Linked DNA regions of Homo sapiens: all the other regions are linked to region 4. The links are chromatin contacts, found by Hi-C in ENCODE. All regions are on one chromosome and are shown on one strand. The core of a region is the stretch at or near the end of the contact, and the rest is flanking DNA. Distances in the headings are between cores, read along the strand shown. Region 1 holds the start of UBE2S (ubiquitin conjugating enzyme E2 S). Region 2 holds the start of FIZ1 (FLT3 interacting zinc finger 1). Region 3 holds the start of LENG9 (leukocyte receptor cluster member 9). Region 4 holds the start of ETFB (electron transfer flavoprotein subunit beta). Region 5 holds the start of KMT5C (lysine methyltransferase 5C). Region 6 holds the start of PPP1R12C (protein phosphatase 1 regulatory subunit 12C).

Region 1 (3,202 bases), core at 393-2,892, 4.0 Mb before region 4:
CTGTTGCCCAGGCTGGGGTGCAGTGGCGAGATCTCAGTTCACTGCAACCTCCACATCCCGGCTTTAACCGATTCTCCCATCTCAGCCTCACGAGTAGCTGGGATTACAGGGCTGCATCAACACACCTGGCTAATTTTTGTATTTTTAGTACAGATGGGGTTTCACCATGTTGGCCAGGCTGGTCTCAAACTCCTGACCTCAGGTGATCTGCCAGCTTCAGCCTCCCAAAGTGCTGGGATTACAGGCGTGAGCTACCACGCCTGGCCTTGGCCATGTAGATTTCTTTCACACCTTCCTTATTCCTTCTTCAGAAGCTGAGGCCCCATGAGGGGAAGCTGGTAGCCAGGGGTCTTTTCAGGTACCTGTGGCCAAATTAGGCCCAGATGTTAATGCTCTCATCCATGGCTGAAAAAGGCCAAGAAACTAAGAAGAGCTGTGGACGCACAGACTGGCAGAGACACCGAGAGGGCACTGCGACCGCACTGCACAGATGAGCAAAGGAAGGCCAACTTCAGCATTCCCTCCTCCTCTCTAAGCCCCTCCAAAAGGCCTGCTCAGGGAGCTCTGGCCACCGTTCTCAAGCAATTGCCTGACGTTTTTACTGACACTGAGGGCTGGAGATGGTCCCTTTTCCAGGCAGCTATGTGTCCATTTCCTAGAGAGGGAAACTGAGTCCCAGAGAAGGCGGGTGTGGCTGGAGGCCATGGGTCAGTCATAGGCATAACCATGCCGTGAATAACCGTCTTGGCACTCTCTGACTTCTTTCCCTGGCAATACAACGGATCCCAGTGCCCATTTGTCACATAAGGAAACTGAGGCTGGCGTCTTCGATGAAGCCTGGCAGGAGTGGGGGTCACACACGGAGTGCAAGGCTGTCCAAGCCTTCAAGGTCATTCTGACTGATCTTTGAGCCTTAGCAATACAGGACGTGGGTCCAAGAGCATTTCCAGCACAAAATGGCGCCTCATAGAAAAATGTAGTCGGAGTTCCAGCGCCCACCTCCACCACGGCTCAAAGGAGGGGGCGCGGGCGGCAGCGCACACTTCATTTGCATATACAAAAATCAACGGATTTCGTTGGCTGGCAGCGGTTTGATCTGCACGAAACTGGGTCGCCCTCTGACCGGTCTCTATCAGTCATTGGCCCATGCGAGTCTCGTGACCCACCAGTCACTAAAGCGCATCCCTATTGGCCCGAGCGCCTTCCATCACGCGTTTAAAACCCCGAGTCCCGCCTCCCCTCGCCACGCTCCGGCCCCCAGGAAGACCGTTAGTCGCGTGCGCGACTTCCTCAGCGTCAGGGCGCGCCCGCGCGTATGCCGGGCCGTGGCGGCGTCTCATTCAAACGGTCCAATCAGCGGCCGCGTCGCCTTCCCCGTCCCCCTTCCTCTCTTCTTCCCCTTTTCAGCCCCTCCGTTCTTTGAGAACCCTCCCGACCCCCGCGGGCCCCCATTGGCCGGCCCGCTACCCAGCCCTCTCCGCCACTTCCCTCGCTTCTGACCATAGTTTGCGGGGAAGGGAGCGAGCGCGTCGAAAACCAAGGAACGTGCGCGCTGACGTCACGGTTGAGGCTCGGAGCTGAGGGGCCGCGGAGGGCGTGGCCTGCGGGCGGTTATAAAGAGGCAGTGGTGCGCGCGCGGCCGGCTCAGTGCTGCCGGGCACCGGGGCGGCGGGTTGGTCTACGCTGTGCGCGGCGGACGTCGGAGGCAGCGGGGAGCGGAGCGGGGCCGCCGGGGCCTCTCCAGGGCCGCAGCGGCAGCAGTTGGGCCCCCCGCCCCGGCCGGCGGACCGAAGAACGCAGGAAGGGGGCCGGGGGGACCCGCCCCCGGCCGGCCGCAGCCATGGTGAGCACGGGCGATGAGGCCCATGAAGGTGGTCGGGGGTGTCCCTGAGGGAGGAGGTGGAGTCTCAGGGGCCTCCGACGGGCGGCCTTGAGGGGTTTGAGGGCCAGCCTGGGGGTCCCTGACCCGGGATGGGCCCGAGGGCCTTCCCGCAGGCGGAGCAGGAGCTCGGGCGGCCCGCAGTCTCCCTGGCGGCGAGGGCTCCGGGCGCTTTGCGGCCCGCCCATGGGTGTTACCAGGAGCAAGGACGCCCCGCCGCCATCTCCAGACCTGAGCCGGGGTTTCAAGGATGCTCTAACCAAAAATTAGTGGAGAAGGGGGAGAGAGTAGATCTCTGGCCTACGTGGAACCACTGGGGACCAAGCAGGGTTAGGAGCGGGCTTTGGGGGGGGGGTTCTGGGGTGGGTGGAGTTATCTGCAAGCCCCCCCGTGAACCCGCCCCCATTTCTGTTGGAAACTCTGCCTGGGCTGATGGCCTGAAGCATCCTGGGTGAGGGTCTGGGAGTTCAAGGGTGATTGACAGCCTGGGGCCACTGAGTCAAGACTTGGGCAGTCTCAGCATCTTTAGGCCCTGCGGGAAGCCCAGCTCTTAACACTCGCTCACCCTGCTCTCCCATCCGTGCCCAGAACTCCAACGTGGAGAACCTACCCCCGCACATCATCCGCCTGGTGTACAAGGAGGTGACGACACTGACCGCAGACCCACCCGATGGCATCAAGGTCTTTCCCAACGAGGAGGACCTCACCGACCTCCAGGTCACCATCGAGGGCCCTGGTGAGTTTGGAAGGAAAAAGAGAAGGGGCTGCTGCTTAGATCCTCCATCACCCTGCTCTAGATCACCCTAGCGGGAAGTACCCATTACAGGCTGGCCTCGTGTCAGGTGTTGGGATGCATTGGTGGACAGGGCAGGACGCCACAAATGACAATTATGTACTCTTTTCCCACAAGGGTTGAGAAATATCTGGTCATTGAGTTAGTATATCATGGGACGGTACTCTAGATTTGAAGCAAGGCTTTCAGACATGGCTTCCCTGGACCTGAGGGTGGGTAGGAATTAAGTAGGAATGGGAAGAGAGCTCCAGGTGGTGGGAATGGTGTCAGCAAGGGCCTGGGAGGGTGGGCCAGGTGATCTCAAACTCCATCCTGCTGTGAGTGTCAGGGATGAGGAAACAAGCCAGATGCAGATCGTGGGGAGACGGGTCATGAATGATTTGCGGGTCACATGATTTGCGGAGTGATTTAGAATACTGTTTCATGCAGGCTACATTTCTGTTATCACCAGAATTCCTACAAAGTCAGGATTTGAGCAGAGCCTGTGAAGGAATGGTCTAGTCCACGGTGGTGATGGTGGTAGGTGGTCA
Region 2 (3,253 bases), core at 364-2,863, 4.2 Mb before region 4:
CTCAGTCCTGGGTTTGAATTCAGCTCTGCCTATAACTAGCAATTGACTTTGCCAGTTTCCTCCTCTGAAAAGTGAATAAACCAGGGTTGTCAGGAGAATCGAATAAGACAGTGGGCTTTAAAATGCCCCTCGAACACTGCCTGGTGCACAGTAAGCACTCAATAAACTTCACCAACGCCACCACCATCTTCCCGGCGCCCACTCAGATACTGGGAGCATGGGATTGGGGTGTAACGGAGGGGAAGGGGAGGCACAGGTGCAGCTGGAAGCAGGTGCTGCAGGTGCCCCCCTGCACCCCCCCCTCCCCTTTAACAGCCACATAGACTGCTGTCCAGAGAGGAGCAACCACCTTTCCATACGGTTCGCTCCCACGGGGTAGCCTAGTCTAGGAGTCTGGTCTTTGGAACGGTGGAAAGGGGGAGACTGGTCCCCCGACCCTCCCCGTCCCCTCGCCCCGGTACTGACGCGCCCATCGGCCCCCGAGCTGCGAAGCCCAAGCGCGGGGCGGGCCCTGCGGGGGCGACGGCCAATGAGCGGCGCCGGGTAAGCGGGCGGCGGGGGCTGCCAGGAAGGGGGTCTGCGCGCGCGCGCCCGGACGGCTTCGCGGGGCGCGAGCGCGGGAGCAGGAACAGGTGTTGGAGGCGCGCTCCGGGAGCGCGCGGCCCGGCCTCCCCTACCCCCACACCCCCCCTCCCGCCTGCGCCCCCCGCCTCTCGGGTACCTCATTTGCATGTCGCCGGGGCTCGCGAGTGTGCGCGCGCGCGGGGGCAACGGGGCCGGCGCGTGGGAAGGGGAGGGGGTGAGGGGGCCCTGCCCCTCGGCGGCGGCGAGGCGGGGGCGGCGGCGCGCGGTGCCGGCCCCGCCCCTCGGAGAAGCGCCGGGCCCCTCCCTTCCTGCCCTTCCCGCCCGCCTGCGCGCCCGCGGGAAACAAAGGGGACTCGCTGGGTCCTAACGACCGGTCGCGGCCACGCCCGGAAGCCGCGCCTGCGCACCGGCGGCCCTGGTGTGTCCCCAGTGGGAAATAACCCAGCACCACATCCCCAACCACCTCGAAACGCCTTTCCTCTCACAAAGCCCACAGTCGGGTGACCCAAAGACAGATACCGAATGATGAGGAGCGGGAAAATGGCTGCCCAGTGCCCGTAATTAACATGGCACCGGACAGGCTTCGAAGCCCATGGAGTGCTAAGTGGATAAGATGGTGCCGGTCTTTTCCAGCTCTGTATTGCAGTTGGCGCACTTCGCTTTCTTTTTTTTTCCCTAGTCCAACTGTACATCCTAATCGGAGGAGTCCGAGGCTGTGAAAAAGAAATAGTATCTGCTCTCATTTACGTTAGCATCGCCTAGTGTCGCCACGGAGAAGCCCCCTCGCTCTCAGCTCCTTGCCCTTAGTCTGTATGGCGCCGTGGGTGTCCCTAAGCCCCGCCCCTTCCCGCTGCCCTCACCCAAGATGGCGCGGGCCTGGCTTCTTCAACCTCCAGGGCTGGGAAAGGAAAGGGAAAGAGGGAGAAGGGCGGGGATGAGGAAGGGGAGCCAAGAGGGCGGGAGAAAGGGGGAGTACGGCGGGGGAAGGGAGCTGAGGCGGAAGTCGAGGGGCCCCCCGGGTGGAAGTGACGCTGCCCCCGCTGCCCAAAATGTCGGCGCCCAGAGGGAGGTGTAAGTAATTAAAGAGGAAAGCCGACGGACTTCCCCGGCCTCCCGGGGCCGCCCCGGGTCTCCAGGACCAACGCTCCGTACGAGCGAGGTGGACTCGCCTGGCCCCGGGGCCTGCCCGACCTGCCCCCCAACCGGGCGCCCAGGGCTGCACCTTTTAGGGGCAGGGGGAGGGGCACAAAAGGCCGGCTCTCGGGGCCTGGGGCCTGGAGCAGACTGGGCAAGTGGGGGGGCCCGCTCCTCAGGCTGCGGGGTGGAGGAGGAGGCGGGGCCTAGTGGCTGCTGGGGCGGAGCAAGGGCTGGGAGGAGCCTGAGTTGGGCGGAGCTTAGAGTGGAAGTGGGAGGGGCGTGGAGGAGGGAGAGTCTGGATAGAAAATGGGAGGGTCTTAGGCAAAGAGGTGGGGTTTGATAAAGGGGCGTGGCTCAGAAGGAATGGTGGGTAGGCCCTGGATTGAGGGGTGGAAGGAAACTCATTGAGGCTGGTTGGGTAAAGGGAGCCCAGGAAGCAGGAGGGAGGAGTTTAGAGTAGAAGGGATGGAGTTTGTCTGGGGTGTGGCTTAGAGAAGTAGGTAGGCCTAGTGAGGGGGGTGGAGTTTAAGGGTGTAATTTGGAGGGGTTTAATGCAACTATCAGGTCTTTATAATGAATGTGGAAAGGACTTGCAGGGGATGGGAATAGACTTCGTAGAGAAGGCCTGAGAAGGTGACGGGAGTCCAGTGGAGAGTCTTAGAAAGGATGTGGCTTCTTTAAAGGAAAAATTGGGTGGAGTTTTGGAAGTGGGTCTTAGTGGACCCGAGAGGGGCTTAGATAAGTCAAATAACTTAGCAATCATGGTAGGACTTAAGGAGGAATCCAGGAGGAACTTACGGGATAATAGTCATCCAAACAGCTTACTTGTTGCGTCTTTGCTGTGCACCAGCTTAAGTGGGCACGTAGCATTTATTGCCACAATTTTACTTAATTCTCGCCACCACTCCATGAGGTAGGTACTACTATTCCCATTTTACAGATGAAGAATTTTTATTATCTGATGTTACAGGAGTAATTCTGGTCTCCCTGCAAGGATGACTCCAGTGTGCTTAGCCCCAAATCTTTGCCCTCCCATTCGCTAAGTGGTCATCCTGGAAGAGGAGTGGGAGGAGCTTAGAGGGGAGTGGGAGGGCCTTTTGGAAGGAAAAGGGCTTGGCAAAGAATACAAGATCCTTAGGGAACATTGTGGGGGACTTTGAAGGGAGTAGGTGGGACTTAAGGAAGAGTGGGAGAGGCTTAAATTACAGTGGGAGGGGCACAGAGAGCAGTGGCCGCGCATTGGCGAAGAGCGAGGAGAGGCTTAAAAACACTCCGTGGAGTGAGGAGACTATGAAGTGATTAGGAAGATTTTGCCACAGGCGTGGAGCCGCGAGAGAAGGGTTTCTAAGAGAGTAGGAGGATTTTAAAGAACAATGAGAGTGGCTTAGAGAGGTGGGCAGTGGGAGGGTCTCCCAGGGGACAGGTGGTGGGTCTGGGAACCTGGGAGGAGAGAGCTGATGGGGAGCCGACCCCCTCACCTGCTCCTCTGTCTCCCCACTACTCCAGAGAGAGCCCCCACATACCACTGTAT
Region 3 (3,247 bases), core at 725-3,224, 3.1 Mb before region 4:
AGGAGGAAGAATCGCCTGAACCCGGGAGGCGGAGGTTGCGGTGAGCCGGGATGGCGCCATTGAACTCCAGCATGGGCGAGACTCCGTCTCAAAAACAAAAATCAAAAAACAAAAAACGGGAACCGTCCCCCATCGTCCTTTGAGCAGTCGCGTGGCTGCGAGCCCCGGGCTGGGGCCGCGCTGACCCTCCCGTGCCCCTCGCAGATGCCCGTGCTGAAGCAGCTGGGCCCCGCGCAGCCCAAGAAGCGGCCTGATCGCGGCGCCCTGTCCATCTCCGCGCCGCTCGGCGACTTCCGGCACACGCTGCACGTGGGGCGCGGCGGCGACGCCTTCGGGGACACCTCGTTCCTGAGCCGCCACGGCGGCGGGCCGCCCCCCGAGCCCCGGGCGCCCCCCGCGGGGGCCCCGCGCTCCCCGCCGCCGCCCGCCGTCCCGCAGTCCGCAGCGCCCTCGCCTGCCGACCCGCTGCTGTCCTTCCACCTGGATCTGGGGCCCTCCATGCTGGACGCGGTGCTGGGCGTCATGGACGCGGCGCGCCCGGAGGCGGCTGCCGCCAAGCCCGACGCGGAACCCCGCCCCGGGACGCAGCCCCCCCAGGCCCGCTGCCGCCCCAACGCGGACCTCGAGCTGAACGACGTCATCGGCCTCTAGGTTCCCTCATTCCCCGCGCCCTTCCCGCCCGGCACCCCACTTCTGTATACATAAACGGCCAAGGTGTGTGCCCGGGCTCTGACTTTTCACTTTGCACGTGGAAAGGGATGAATGATAGGGTCCTGGCGCCTCTGAGAGCCGGATGTGTCACCCGGAGGCCTGGTCCGGGTCCGATGATTGCCCTGGGGTGGGGGTGCGGCTCCTTTAAGAGAGCCCGAGGGCGTGGCCAGGCGGTGCCCCTTGCAGAGGCGGCGGCTCCCGCAGTCCCATTCGTCAAATACTGTGCGCCACCGCCGGCCGGACGTGGTCCTGGGGCCGGGCCAGACTCAGCCACCGCGGGGCCAGCCGAGGCGGGGCTGCAGAGTGCTGCAGCCCCAGGAGTCTTTCTGGCCCTGAACGCCTCAGGTGGACTCCGACCCGGCGGAGCCGCCGTTTACTCTGGGAGCGGCTGCAGAGGGAAGTGTCTGAGAACACTTTTAGAGCAGTAGGGGCCTGGTCTCCGTGGGGGAAGGGTCCGCAGGCATCTTGGTTCTTTAAGGCCCCCGAGGGATGGGGCCGAACATGCAAATGATTTGGACTGAGGGGCCAGGTTCTCGTAAGTTTCCCAGAGGGGCGGGGCCGCAAATGTAAATCACTTGGACTGAGGGCGGGTCCAGGTTCTTTAAAGACGTCCCCTCATGGGCGGGGCACACAGGTATCACCGGGAAAGGGGCGGGGCACCACATGTAAATCACCGGGAAAGGGATGGGACACAGGTAAATCACCCGGAAAGGGGCGGGGCACCACATGTAAATCACCTTAAAACGGACAGGGCACACATGTAAATCACTTGGGGAGAGGCACACACGTAAATCACCCGGAAAGAGGCAGCACAAAAGTATCACTGGGAAAGGGCCAGGGCACGCATGTAAATCACCCGGAACGGGGCGGGACACATGTAAATCACTTGAGAAGGGGAGAGGCACTCGTAAATCACCCGGAAAGGGGCGGGGCATTACATGTAAATTACCCTGAAAGGAGCGGGGAACATATGTAAATCACTTGGGAAGGGGAGAGGCACACATAAAAAAAAAAAAAAATCACCTAAAAGGGGTGGGGCACTCGTAAATCACCAGGAAAGGGGCGGGGCACCACATGTAAATCACCGGGAACGGGGCGGGGCACTACATGTAAATCACCTAAAGGTCGAGGCACACGTAATCATCCCGAAAGGGGCGGGGCATTACATGTAAATCACCCAGAAAGAGGCAGCACACATCAATCACCGGGAAAGGGGCGGGGCCAGGCTCCCAAGAGCTCCGGGAGACCGAGACTGCCGCAGCCTTTACGCAGCTTGCTTTCCTGGCGCTGGGGGAGGGCGCAGCCGGGAAGTCCCAGAGCAGCGGTGTCAGGCTCTCCACCAAGGAGGGACTGGGCCAGAGTCCTCGCGAGGGCACGCGGCGTGGTCCCCAGAGCTAGGCCGGAGCGCGGGCCGCTGACGCCACTGTCGGGTGAGGCTCGGTGCATCCAAGGGGAGCCGCCCTCCGTGCGGGGCGACCTCGTCTGCGCGGCGGGCGTGCCAGTTCCCCGCACCCATGGCAGCGGCCAGAGAGCCGGAGTTGCCGCAGGAAGCCCCCGCCACGGAACCCGCGCCCCCGCCGGCCTGCCGCTTCTTCCTGGAAGGCCGCTGCCGCTTCGGCGCCCGCTGCCGCCAGCCCCACCCTGGGGCGCCGGCGCCGCCTGGCCGCGAGGCGCAGCCGGAGGCCGGGGCCAAGAAGCCGCCGCTGCGCACAGCCGCGGACGTCATCCAGCGCATCCGCTGGGACCCGCGCCTCGACCCCGCCGACTTCTCGGTGGGCTACGTCGACCGCTTTCTGGGTGTGCGCGAGGAGCCCTTCAGCGCCTTTTGCTGGGACCAGCCGCTGGCGGCGCTCGGGCCGGGCGTGCTGGCAGTGCCCCAGCACCGCGTGCGCTTCTTCCGCTTCCGTGGCCGCCTTGTGTGGGACCGCGCCTCGCGCACCGACCTCGTCTTTGGCTCTGGCTCGGCGGCGGGACGCGGGCCCACCATCCTGGACGCACCGAACACCGAGGGCGCCCACGGGGCAGAGGGTGCCGAGTGGACACTGGCGGGGACAGGTCAGGAGGCCCAGGCTGCCCCCAAGCGAGGGAGCACAAGGCCGCTCTGCACAGGGCACCAGGAACCAGGCGTGGAGGAACCCGGAGAGCTGGAGGCGGCCCAGGAGAGGGCGCTGGGCACAGCTGCTGATTTGGGAACACTGGCCCCAAGAGGACGCCTCGCCGGAGTGACTGAGGCACTGAAGCCAACAGCAGCCACCAGGACCACATTGCTGGGGGGCAAGGAAGCACAGGCCCTGGGAGTCCCGGGGGGCTCCGCTGAGACGACAGAAGCCGAGTGGGGTCCTGCGGCCTGGCCCGAGGACAAAAGGGCCCGCCTTAGTGTTGCAGCCCCTTGCCAACCGCGCCCCACACATTTTGTGGCCCTCATGGTGACCGAGCCTGGGCTACAAGCAGAAGTGACCAAGGCCCAGGAATACCTGGTCCACGTGGCCCCACACTGCGCCAACTTCCTAGTGCCCTCTCAGAACCTACACCTGAC
Region 4 (3,074 bases), core at 1-2,500:
TGGCCTGGGTGCAGCCCCCACCAGGCCCAGCTAGCTCATCTTGCGGCTGGGCGGGGCCCAGGACTGCTGCTGCTGACCGCCTTGATAGGCTACACCGTGAAGAATGCGTGGAAGAACAACGTCTTCTTCTCTTGGTCCTATTTTTCTGGGTGGCTGGCCTTACCCTTCTCAATTCTCGCGGGTAAACTGGACAGCGGGAAGAGGGTGGAGGAGACTGCCCAGAAGACCCTCACCCCAGAGGCTCCCCAGCTGCCCTCCCAGGAAACCCCGGGGACCTCTCGGGGACTCCCCAACACACTAACGACTCCCGCAGACCCGGCAGAGACCCCCTTGGAGCCCCAAACCCCAGTCCCCGGGGCCCTCCCGGCCATCCGCCCCAGGGCCCACCTTCCTCTCCCTGCTCCGCACCCCCGTCCCCCCAGGCTTCTGCTTTCTGCTGGCAGACATGATCATGCAGAGCACCGACGCCATCAGTGGATTCCCCGTGTGTCTGTGACTGCAGCCTGCCTGGGGCAGAATAAAGGAACGGCTTTTTTTAGCGCTGCGGCTCCGCGTGCTTTTCTGCGGGTCGTGGGGACGCAGGCACGGGGTTGCATAGAGGCTCAGGGAAGACATAAGGACATGAACTCATAGGGAACGTGGAGACAGGGAGACACAGACATGGAGACACAAGTCTCCATGGATTGGGATGGGAACAGGGACATGTGGGAGGGGCGGGGCCAGGAGGGGACGTGGGCCTTTGGAGAGGGTGTGGAGAGGCTGTGGGGACGACATGGAGGTGAAGTAGAGACACGGACAGGGGAGGATACGGATATGGAAGGGACAGGGAACACGGGGATGGAGAGAGTGGAGAGACCGACGCGCGAGGATTCAGAGGCGTGGGAATACGAGTACCGCGACTTGGAGAGGCCGGGAAGAAGTGGGGGATCTGGAGAGGGAGAGCAGATCCGGGGATACCGGGAAGTGTTTATAGGACCGGGAGGATCTATAAACTCCGGGCGCGCTTCCCTCCAGTGCACGACCTTTCCCCTAGTTCTCTGCCCTGCCCTCTCCGCCAGGCCTTTCCTTCTCTCTCCAGGTCCCGCTCGCTCCCCGAGATCCGCTTCCCATTGGTTTGCATTGCTTGCCACACCTCCCTTCCTTCCGGCCTCTCGATTGGTCCTCTGTCGGGGAGGCGGGCTCTGCAGCGGTTGACTGGCTGACCGTGCTGCGCGCAGGCGCAGAGAGGGGCGCGGGGGGCGGGGGTGGTGGGGCTTCTGGACTGAGCCGCTGAGGGTGCGGGCTGACCCTGTAAGTGGCTGCGGCGGGAAGATGGCGGAGCTGCGCGTGCTCGTAGCTGTCAAGAGGGTCATCGACTACGCCGTGAAGGTGATCGGGCCCCCCTCTCCCACATCCCTGAGTCCCGCAGCCGTGTGCTTCCGGGGCCACGAGCGCACACTGGGTGGGGGTCTTCTCGTAACCCCCGACCTCTGCCGCTTTAACCCCCAAACGTCAAAGTCACCTGAGGGCAAAAATCCAAGAGTGAAGTTCTAACATCCGATCCCTCCGGGGTCACGGCCATGTTCTCTTTTCCCTCGTTCTGGATTCACTCTCTTGATAACTGTTCAGAGTGAGTTGCTTTCTCTATTTCTTACCCACTGGAAGAAGTCACGGTCCCTGTTTAATGCACGGAGAAACTGAGGCACAGAGAGGTCACCCAGCTAGAGAAGGGCAGAGCCGAGAGTTCTATCCAGGTTCCTCTGACTGCTTTCACCCACTAGGCTGCATTACTTACCATTGTACTCTTATATTACCCGAAATGTGCTATAGAGGGAGTCAGACAGGGTCCTGTGGGGCCCCAGAAGCTGCTTTCCACCCTCCATAGCCACAGGGTGAGCCAGGAGGCTCTAGCTAGGGAGAGAGAAGTGTGTTTGCTAGAGATGAAAGTTCAAGGAGCCAACCTGACTGAGCTGGGGGTAGCTCACATTCTCCATGAAAGAGGTGGGGGAGGGTGCTCTCAGCGCCTGGCTTGTTGTCCCCAGAGGGAAGCTGGTGTGGACAGAGGTGAATCAGACACGGTCTCTCAGGCCCGTTTCTCTCAATGCTTGGCCTGAACTGGACTGAAGATGGTGACTGTCTGTCCATGTCTGTCCTTCCCATCAGCCTGGGGACTTACCTCCGTGTCCCCAGCATTACCTAGCGCAGGGCCTGGCACCCTGGAGGCCTCAGGGTGGGCAAAACCAGGGTCACAAAGTTGACACTGATACTGCCCCTGCCTGCTTAGGGAGTGGGCTGGGGAAGAGGGTACAGGAGCCAGACTTGAGCATGAAAGTGTCAGTGATGATAGCAGCCAGCATTTAGCGGGTACTTACGTGGCAGGCATCGTTCCAAGTCCTTTGCAGAGATTAACCCATTCAGTCCTTTCAGTACCCTTTGTATTATTTATTATTTATTTTTATTTTTTGAGACGGAGTTTTGCTCTTTTTGCCCAGGCTGGAGTGCAATGGCGCAGTCTTGGCTCACTGCAACCTCAGCCTCCCGAGTTCAAGCAATTCTCCTACCTCAGCCTCCCAGGTAGCTGGGATTACAGGCATGTGCCACCACACCTGGCTAATTTTTTGTATTTTTAGTAGAGATGGGGTTTCACCATGTTGGTCAGGCTGGTCTCAAACTCCAGACCTCAGGTGATCCACCCGCCTGCCTCGGCCCCCCAAAGTGCTGGGATTACAGGTGTGAGCCACCGTGCCTGGCCGACCCTTTGTATTATTAATTCCATTGGATAGATGAGGAAACTGAGGCCTGTCAGATCTCCCAGCCAGTAAGTGGCAGAGTTACGATCGAAACCCCGGGCAAGTCTGGCTCTAGACTCTGCTCTCCCATCTCCCTCAATGCCCCCTGTCCTAATGATGCCTCTGGCAGCACATGACAGGGATGTCACCTGTAGCCCTTTTGAGACACATTCCTCTTGGGGTCCTGGGACCCAACACTTGGTTTCCTCCCTGCTCTGACTGTTCGTTACTGTCACATCTTTGGAGTCCTACAGCTCCCTGGGCCTCTTCTCTCCATCCCAGCCCTGGCCTTCCACGCCTGGCATG
Region 5 (3,301 bases), core at 268-2,767, 4.0 Mb before region 4:
CCCAGCCTCGGTCTCCGCCCCCTGCCTCCCCGGCAGCCTTCGGGAGTGGTCAGGAGGCTCCGGGTGAAGCCCCAGGCAGCCTGGAGGCGGGTGACGGGAGGGAGGGCAGGGGAGGGATCCCAGCACCTGCTCCCTCTCCAAGGATTCCAGGGGAGGGGGGCTCAGAGGACAAAAGCGGGGGTGGGGAGGGGAGCAAAGGAAGACTATGGGGAGGCAGCACAGGTCAATATTTACAAAAACATTTTTTTAAAGCGGAGCCAGGAGAGAACGGAGAGATGAAGAAAACCACCCAAACCCCTAACCCGGACGGAGGGCCAGCCTCGTCCCCGCACCACGGCGCTCGAGGCTCATCCGCGCCCAGGAGAGGAGGAGATGGGGCAGGGCAAGGAGCGGGAGCTGCAGAGACGGCTGTGGAGGGGTCGGGGACAGACTGCGAGGCTGCGGGAGAGAAAGAGGGGGCGCTGCAGGAGGACGCCAGGGACAGCGGGGAAGCTGGAGAGGGGGCTGGGGGCAAGGAGAGAAACGCACAGCGGTGGGCACGGCAGGGGGCTGTGGGAGGGAGAAGGCTGCAGCCGGGCCTGGGGGCGCTCAGAGGGGTGTGAGGAAGGGATGGGGGTGCCAGGGAGGACAGAGAGCGGGGAATGGCCTAGGGACTCAGGGAGGAGCCAGACGGGAGACCTGGGTCGGGGGGCGGTCCAGGGATGGCGGAGAAGATCCTGGGTGTCCAGTGAGTGAAGGGCCTGAGAGGGCGGACAGGGGCCCAGGGATCCAAACGGGCTTGGTGGGGTCCTGGGGGATCCAGGAAAGGGAGACCCTAGGGAAGGGCCTGGGGACCCAGGGAGGCGCCTGGGTAGGCGGTGAGAGCCCAGGGCAAGGGACCTGGAGGGTCAGAGGCCGACCTCAGGGTCCAGGGAGTGCCAGGAGAGGGACAGAGGGGTCAGGGAGAGGTTCTAGGGCACAGAAAGACCTAGAGGGTCCAGAAGGAGGCCTGGAGGGTGAGAGGAGGTCGGGGATTGGCCCTGGGAGTGCAGGGAGGTCCCGGGGGTGAGAGAAGGGTCAGGGAGAGGCCCTGAGGGTGCAGGGAGAGACCTGGGGGTGCAGGGAGAGGCCTGGAGGGTGAGGTCAGGGAAAGGCCCTGGGGGGTGCAGGGAGAGGCCTGGAGAGTGACAAGAGGTCAGGGAGAGGCCCTGAGGATGCAGGGAGGGCCGTGGACGTAAGAAGGGGGTCAGGGCCCGGGTGAGGAAGCACAGGAAGGAGGCTGCAGTGCCGCGGAGCCCGAGGCCCGGCGAGGGGCCGGGAGACGTGGGCGCCTGGACACGAGGAGGGGCCGGGCGGGGTGGGGGGCAGTCGGGGCAGGGGGCGACTGGGGAGCCAAGGCGGCGCGGGGCTGGGGCCGTGAAGGGGCTCAGAGATCGGGCCCCGCGCCGCCCCTCACCCGCTTCTCCTCCTCCTCCTCAGGCGCCCGCGCCGCCGCCGCCAACACCTCCCACAGCCTCCTTCGGCTCTCGTCAAACACTGTCGCCGCACCTCCCATCTGCTCTCCGGGCCAGCCCCGCCAAGGCCACTGAGGCTTTCTATTGGCCACAGCCACCGCCACTCCTCCGTTGCTACGAAGCTCACGGCGCTCCCATTGGCCAAGCCCCACTCTTTCCCTCCGCGCCCGGCTCTCGTCAATACACAGATAAAACCCCGCCACGCCCCCGCCGCCGTCAAACGCCGCGAACTGTTGTCAGTGGTTCACATCGCTGTCCTTTAGTCGCTGCCATGGAGACTTGTCCCGCCTTCGCTCACACTGGGGCTCGAAATCGACGCACTCATTGGCCGAAAGCGCAGTCTCTCCGGGCGAAACTCGGTTTGGGTCGGGTTATTCAGGTCCAAGTGGAAAGAGGGCGGGCTCTGCCAGCTCCAGTAGTCGTATATGATTGCCTGGCCTTGGGACAGCTCCTCTTTCCATTGGGTAAGGCCTCCGTCCATCACCATAGAGTCGCGGCCTCCCTCTTCTATTTCTCCGAGGAAAGCTTCGGCCACAGGAGGGAGAAAGCCAGACCCGGCGGGAGGGAGGCGGTGAATGCGCGCGCACCGCCATCCCTCTCCCCTCCCGCCCCGCGAGGCCTGCGGTTACCAAGGCGACGAAACTTTATTGACAGCTCTGCCTGGCTACAAAGGGCTCCTCAGTCTCTCTCCCTCCCTCCCCGTTTACACCGTTGCGTTTTGGGAGTATCCACACGCACTCTGTGGGACCTTCCCGCGATATGAACGGGGTCGGATGGAGGGAGGGGAGGCTGAGGGAGGAGTGGGGACTTTTGAGACAAGCCCTGACTCCTGGGGCGCTCCCCTGGGGCACCCCCTAATTGGGATCACCCCCCCTACCTCAATCCTAGAGGCAAACGTAACTAACAATTCATCATAATTACGCCGAGAATAATAAGCTCCACACTCAGAACAGGCGGTCTTTGTTTGCTTGTTTGTTTGTTTCGCCACAGCCATTCTTCCCTTAACGACACTGATACCATCTGGGCAGTGCGTGCTCAGGCGATGTCGTCATCCTGCCAGCATCCTAGAGCAACATCACTCACACCTACGTGGCAGGGCTGCTGGCACCTGGGCTGTAAGGTGGCCGGCGGCTCCTGGGCCACACAGCTGTGCAGCATGTTACTGTCCGGTAACACAATGTAGGCGCTTGTGTGTCTACACATATAGGATCACTGTCAGACATGCGCTCCACTGTACAGCTATAGATCGTGGGCACTTAAAACAATGCATGCCACAGAGTAGGTGCTGTTTTGGTGTGCTGTTTTTGGTGTTTTGGTGTGTGTGTGTGTGTGTGTGTGTGTGTGTGTGAGAGAGAGAGAGAGAGAGAGAGAGAGAGAGAGAGAGAGAGAGAGAGAGAGACAGAGACAGAGTATCGCTCTCTCGCCCAGGCTAGAGTGCAGTGGAGTGATCTCGGCTCACTGCAGCCTCTGCTTCCCAGGTTCAAACGATTCTCCTGCCTCAGCCTCCCAAGTAGCTGGGATTACAGGCATGCACTACCACCCCTGGCTAATTTTTTTTTAGACAGAGTTCCCTCTTGTTGCCCAGGCTGGAGTGGAATGGTGCGATGTCGGCTCACTGCAACCTCCGCCGCCCAGGTTCAAGCGATTTTCCTGCTTCAGCCTCCCAAATAGTTGGGATTACAGGCATGCACTACCATGCCCGGCTAATTTTTTTTTTTTTTTTTTTTTTTAGTAGATACGGGGTTTCACCATGTTGGTCAGGCTGGTCTCGAACTCCTGACCTCAGGTGATCCACCCACCTCAGCCTC
Region 6 (2,990 bases), core at 132-2,631, 3.8 Mb before region 4:
GCGCGGGATCCGTAAGGTGAAGATCAAGGTGTGCTCATCGCTTGGGCCCGCTGAAAGGTGATTCGCCCCCCACCTGCTGGAACTCCTTGCCCGGGACCACCAATCCCAGCATGCCTTGAGAGCGCGCGAGGGCCTGGGCGGTTCCCAGGAGGTCCGGGTGGGCGCAGGAGAAGCGCGGGCCAGTGAAAGCTCTGAGAGCCCTGTCCCTGTGGACACTGTGTCTTGGGTTCCTTTACTCGGTGTGGCTCAGGGATTACCATTAGGGAGTGGAGTGTGGATTTCTCTTGCCCCGAGCCCTAAATGCCTTGGGGCCCTGCCTTGCACCCCACTGTGCTTTTAGGGGTGTGGCCCTGTGGGCTACATTTCCCAGCGTGCCCTAGGATCGTGGTCCTGACCTTTTCACCGCAAATTTCATTTCCCAGCATGCCCTGCGAGGTCACCCAGGGAAGCTTGGAAGTGGACTGTCTTTCATGGCTTCTAGGTTGCGGACTCAGTTTCCCATGGTGCCCTGGTGAACCCATTCATTCATTCATTCCAAAAATATTTGCGATCAGGTTCTCTCAGGTTCTGTTCTAAGAACCGAGGACAAGTAGTGCACAGAAGACAAAAGATCCCGCTCTCGTGGAGCTTATTTCTAGTTAAGGGGTCAGGAAAAAAACCAAAATAAATAAAACCCAGCTGGGCATGGTGGCTTACGCTCGTCATCCCAGCAGGATTACAGGCCGAGGCGGGCGGATCATGAGGTCAAGAGATCAAGACCATCATGGCCAACATGGTGAAATCCCGTCTCTACTAAAAATATAAAAATTAGCAGGGCGGGGTGGCGCGCGCCTGTTATCCCAGCTACTCTGGGGACTGAGCCAGAATTGCTTGAACCTGGGAAGCGGAGGTTGCAGCGAGCCGATATCGCGCCACTGAACTCCAGCGTGGCGACAGAGCGAGACTCCGTCTCAAAACAAAGAAAACAAAATAAAACAACAATAACAAAACAACTCTGCCTCTCCCCGCACTCCCTCCCACGCGGCTGTCCAGTCGAATTCCTAACTGCCCCGGGGCAGTCTGCTATTCATCCCCTTTACCCGGTGCTACACACTTCCTAGTATGCCGTGGGGCACCCCTCCGGCCTGTAGACTCCATTTCCCAGCATTCCCCGGAGGAGGCCCTCATCTGGCGATTTCCACTGGGCGCCTCGGAGCTGCGGACTTCCCAGTGTGCATCGGGGCACAGCGACTCCTGGAAGTGGCCAAGGGCCACTTCTGCTAATGGACTCCATTTCCCAGCGCTCCCCGCGACCTGCCCAGCACACCCTGGGGCAGCGCCGTGACGTCAGCACGCCGGGCGGGGACCGGGAGATCCTTGGGGCGGTGGGGGGCCAGCGGCAGTTCCCGGCGGCCCCCGGGGCGGGCGGGCGGGCGGGTGGTGGCGGCGGTTGGGGCTCGGCGCTCGCTCGCTCGCTGGGCGGGCGGGCGGTGCGATGTCCGGAGAGGATGGCCCGGCGGCTGGCCCGGGGGCGGCGGCGGCGGCTGCCCGGGAGCGGCGACGGGAGCAGCTGCGGCAGTGGGGGGCGCGGGCGGGCGCCGAGCCTGGCCCCGGAGAGCGCCGCGCCCGCACCGTCCGCTTCGAGCGCGCCGCCGAGTTCCTGGCGGCCTGTGCGGGCGGCGACCTGGACGAGGCGCGTCTGATGCTGCGCGCCGCCGACCCTGGCCCCGGCGCCGAGCTCGACCCCGCCGCGCCGCCGCCCGCCCGCGCCGTGCTGGACTCCACCAACGCCGACGGTATCAGCGCCCTGCACCAGGTCAGCGCCCCCCGCCCGGCGTCTCCCGGGGCCAGGTCCACCCTCTGCTGCGCCACCTGGGGCATCCTCCTTCCCCGTTGCCAGTCTCGATCCGCCCCGTCGTTCCTGGCCCTGGGCTTTGCCACCCTATGCTGACACCCCGTCCCAGTCCCCCTTACCATTCCCCTTCGACCACCCCACTTCCGAATTGGAGCCGCTTCAACTGGCCCTGGGCTTAGCCACTCTGTGCTGACCACTCTGCCCCAGGCCTCCTTACCATTCCCCTTCGACCTACTCTCTTCCGCATTGGAGTCGCTTTAACTGGCCCTGGCTTTGGCAGCCTGTGCTGACCCATGCAGTCCTCCTTACCATCCCTCCCTCGACTTCCCCTCTTCCGATGTTGAGCCCCTCCAGCCGGTCCTGGACTTTGTCTCCTTCCCTGCCCTGCCCTCTCCTGAACCTGAGCCAGCTCCCATAGCTCAGTCTGGTCTATCTGCCTGGCCCTGGCCATTGTCACTTTGCGCTGCCCTCCTCTCGCCCCCGAGTGCCCTTGCTGTGCCGCCGGAACTCTGCCCTCTAACGCTGCCGTCTCTCTCCTGAGTCCGGACCACTTTGAGCTCTACTGGCTTCTGCGCCGCCTCTGGCCCACTGTTTCCCCTTCCCAGGCAGGTCCTGCTTTCTCTGACCTGCATTCTCTCCCCTGGGCCTGTGCCGCTTTCTGTCTGCAGCTTGTGGCCTGGGTCACCTCTACGGCTGGCCCAGATCCTTCCCTGCCGCCTCCTTCAGGTTCCGTCTTCCTCCACTCCCTCTTCCCCTTGCTCTCTGCTGTGTTGCTGCCCAAGGATGCTCTTTCCGGAGCACTTCCTTCTCGGCGCTGCACCACGTGATGTCCTCTGAGCGGATCCTCCCCGTGTCTGGGTCCTCTCCGGGCATCTCTCCTCCCTCACCCAACCCCATGCCGTCTTCACTCGCTGGGTTCCCTTTTCCTTCTCCTTCTGGGGCCTGTGCCATCTCTCGTTTCTTAGGATGGCCTTCTCCGACGGATGTCTCCCTTGCGTCCCGCCTCCCCTTCTTGTAGGCCTGCATCATCACCGTTTTTCTGGACAACCCCAAAGTACCCCGTCTCCCTGGCTTTAGCCACCTCTCCATCCTCTTGCTTTCTTTGCCTGGACACCCCGTTCTCCTGTGGATTCGGGTCACCTCTCACTCCTTTCAT

The links. A loop is a pair of places that touch in the nucleus more often than their neighbours do. Pooled maps may share reads with other maps.
Region 1: a loop to region 4 is called in a pooled map, with 9 times the contacts of the local background. The contact joins the promoter of UBE2S here to the promoter of ETFB in region 4. A Hi-C loop is called at or near these places in 7 of 50 pooled maps.
Region 2: a map of CD4-positive, alpha-beta memory T cell shows a loop between it and region 4 (34-fold over the local background). The contact joins the promoter of FIZ1 here to the promoter of ETFB in region 4. A Hi-C loop is called at or near these places in 1 of 168 maps with a recorded cell type or tissue (CD4-positive, alpha-beta memory T cell), 2 of 37 single-sample maps with no recorded cell type and 12 of 50 pooled maps.
Region 3: a loop to region 4 is called in a map of CD8-positive, alpha-beta T cell, with 12 times the contacts of the local background. The contact joins the promoter of LENG9 here to the promoter of ETFB in region 4. A Hi-C loop is called at or near these places in 4 of 168 maps with a recorded cell type or tissue (CD8-positive, alpha-beta T cell, ascending aorta, chondrocyte and 1 more) and 17 of 50 pooled maps.
Region 5: a loop to region 4 is called in a map of ascending aorta, with 9 times the contacts of the local background. The contact joins the promoter of KMT5C here to the promoter of ETFB in region 4. A Hi-C loop is called at or near these places in 2 of 168 maps with a recorded cell type or tissue (ascending aorta and natural killer cell) and 11 of 50 pooled maps.
Region 6: a loop to region 4 is called in a map of CD8-positive, alpha-beta T cell, with 8 times the contacts of the local background. The contact joins the promoter of PPP1R12C here to the promoter of ETFB in region 4. A Hi-C loop is called at or near these places in 2 of 168 maps with a recorded cell type or tissue (CD8-positive, alpha-beta T cell and ascending aorta) and 8 of 50 pooled maps.

The regions. Positions count from the first base shown.
Region 1 is chr19:55,406,228-55,409,429 of GRCh38, reverse strand. It overlaps UBE2S (ubiquitin conjugating enzyme E2 S), which reads left to right and starts at 1,642. Exons shown (of 4, transcript NM_014501.3): 1 at 1,642-1,843; 2 at 2,468-2,615. The coding sequence starts at 1,841. It overlaps LOC105372462 (a long non-coding RNA gene), which reads right to left and starts at 1,285. Exons shown (of 3, transcript XR_936075.3): 1 at 1-1,285. RefSeq lists enhancers at 884-993, 1,015-1,309, 1,666-2,179 and silencers at 1,414-1,463, 1,474-1,533, 1,544-2,013.
Region 2 is chr19:55,597,877-55,601,129 of GRCh38, reverse strand. FIZ1 (FLT3 interacting zinc finger 1) reads left to right here and starts at 1,613. Exons shown (of 3, transcript NM_032836.3): 1 at 1,613-1,656; 2 at 3,229-3,253. It overlaps ZNF524 (zinc finger protein 524), which reads right to left and starts at 842. Exons shown (of 2, transcript NM_153219.4): 1 at 722-842. RefSeq lists silencers at 337-886, 1,597-2,016 and enhancers at 494-1,367, 1,368-2,242.
Region 3 is chr19:54,462,505-54,465,751 of GRCh38, reverse strand. LENG9 (leukocyte receptor cluster member 9) reads left to right here and starts at 1,974. Exons shown (of 1, transcript NM_001301782.2): 1 at 1,974-3,247. The coding sequence starts at 2,226. It overlaps CDC42EP5 (CDC42 effector protein 5), which reads left to right. Exons shown (of 3, transcript NM_145057.4): 3 at 205-726. The coding sequence starts at 205. The coding sequence ends at 651.
Region 4 is chr19:51,364,564-51,367,637 of GRCh38, reverse strand. ETFB (electron transfer flavoprotein subunit beta) reads left to right here and starts at 1,250. Exons shown (of 6, transcript NM_001985.3): 1 at 1,250-1,368. The coding sequence starts at 1,312. It overlaps CLDND2 (claudin domain containing 2), which reads left to right. Exons shown (of 4, transcript NM_152353.3): 3 at 62-181; 4 at 423-540. The coding sequence ends at 496. RefSeq lists silencers at 1-134, 405-454 and an enhancer at 684-1,643.
Region 5 is chr19:55,338,092-55,341,392 of GRCh38, reverse strand. KMT5C (lysine methyltransferase 5C) reads right to left here and starts at 1,517. Exons shown (of 9, transcript NM_032701.4): 1 at 1,436-1,517. RefSeq lists silencers at 1-120, 1,366-1,425 and enhancers at 1,446-1,515, 1,825-2,598, 2,599-3,301.
Region 6 is chr19:55,116,028-55,119,017 of GRCh38, reverse strand. It overlaps PPP1R12C (protein phosphatase 1 regulatory subunit 12C), which reads left to right and starts at 1,381. Exons shown (of 22, transcript NM_017607.4): 1 at 1,381-1,795. The coding sequence starts at 1,475. RefSeq lists enhancers at 1,026-1,305, 2,266-2,345, 2,746-2,795, 2,150-2,985 and silencers at 1,366-1,445, 1,636-1,715, 1,736-1,835.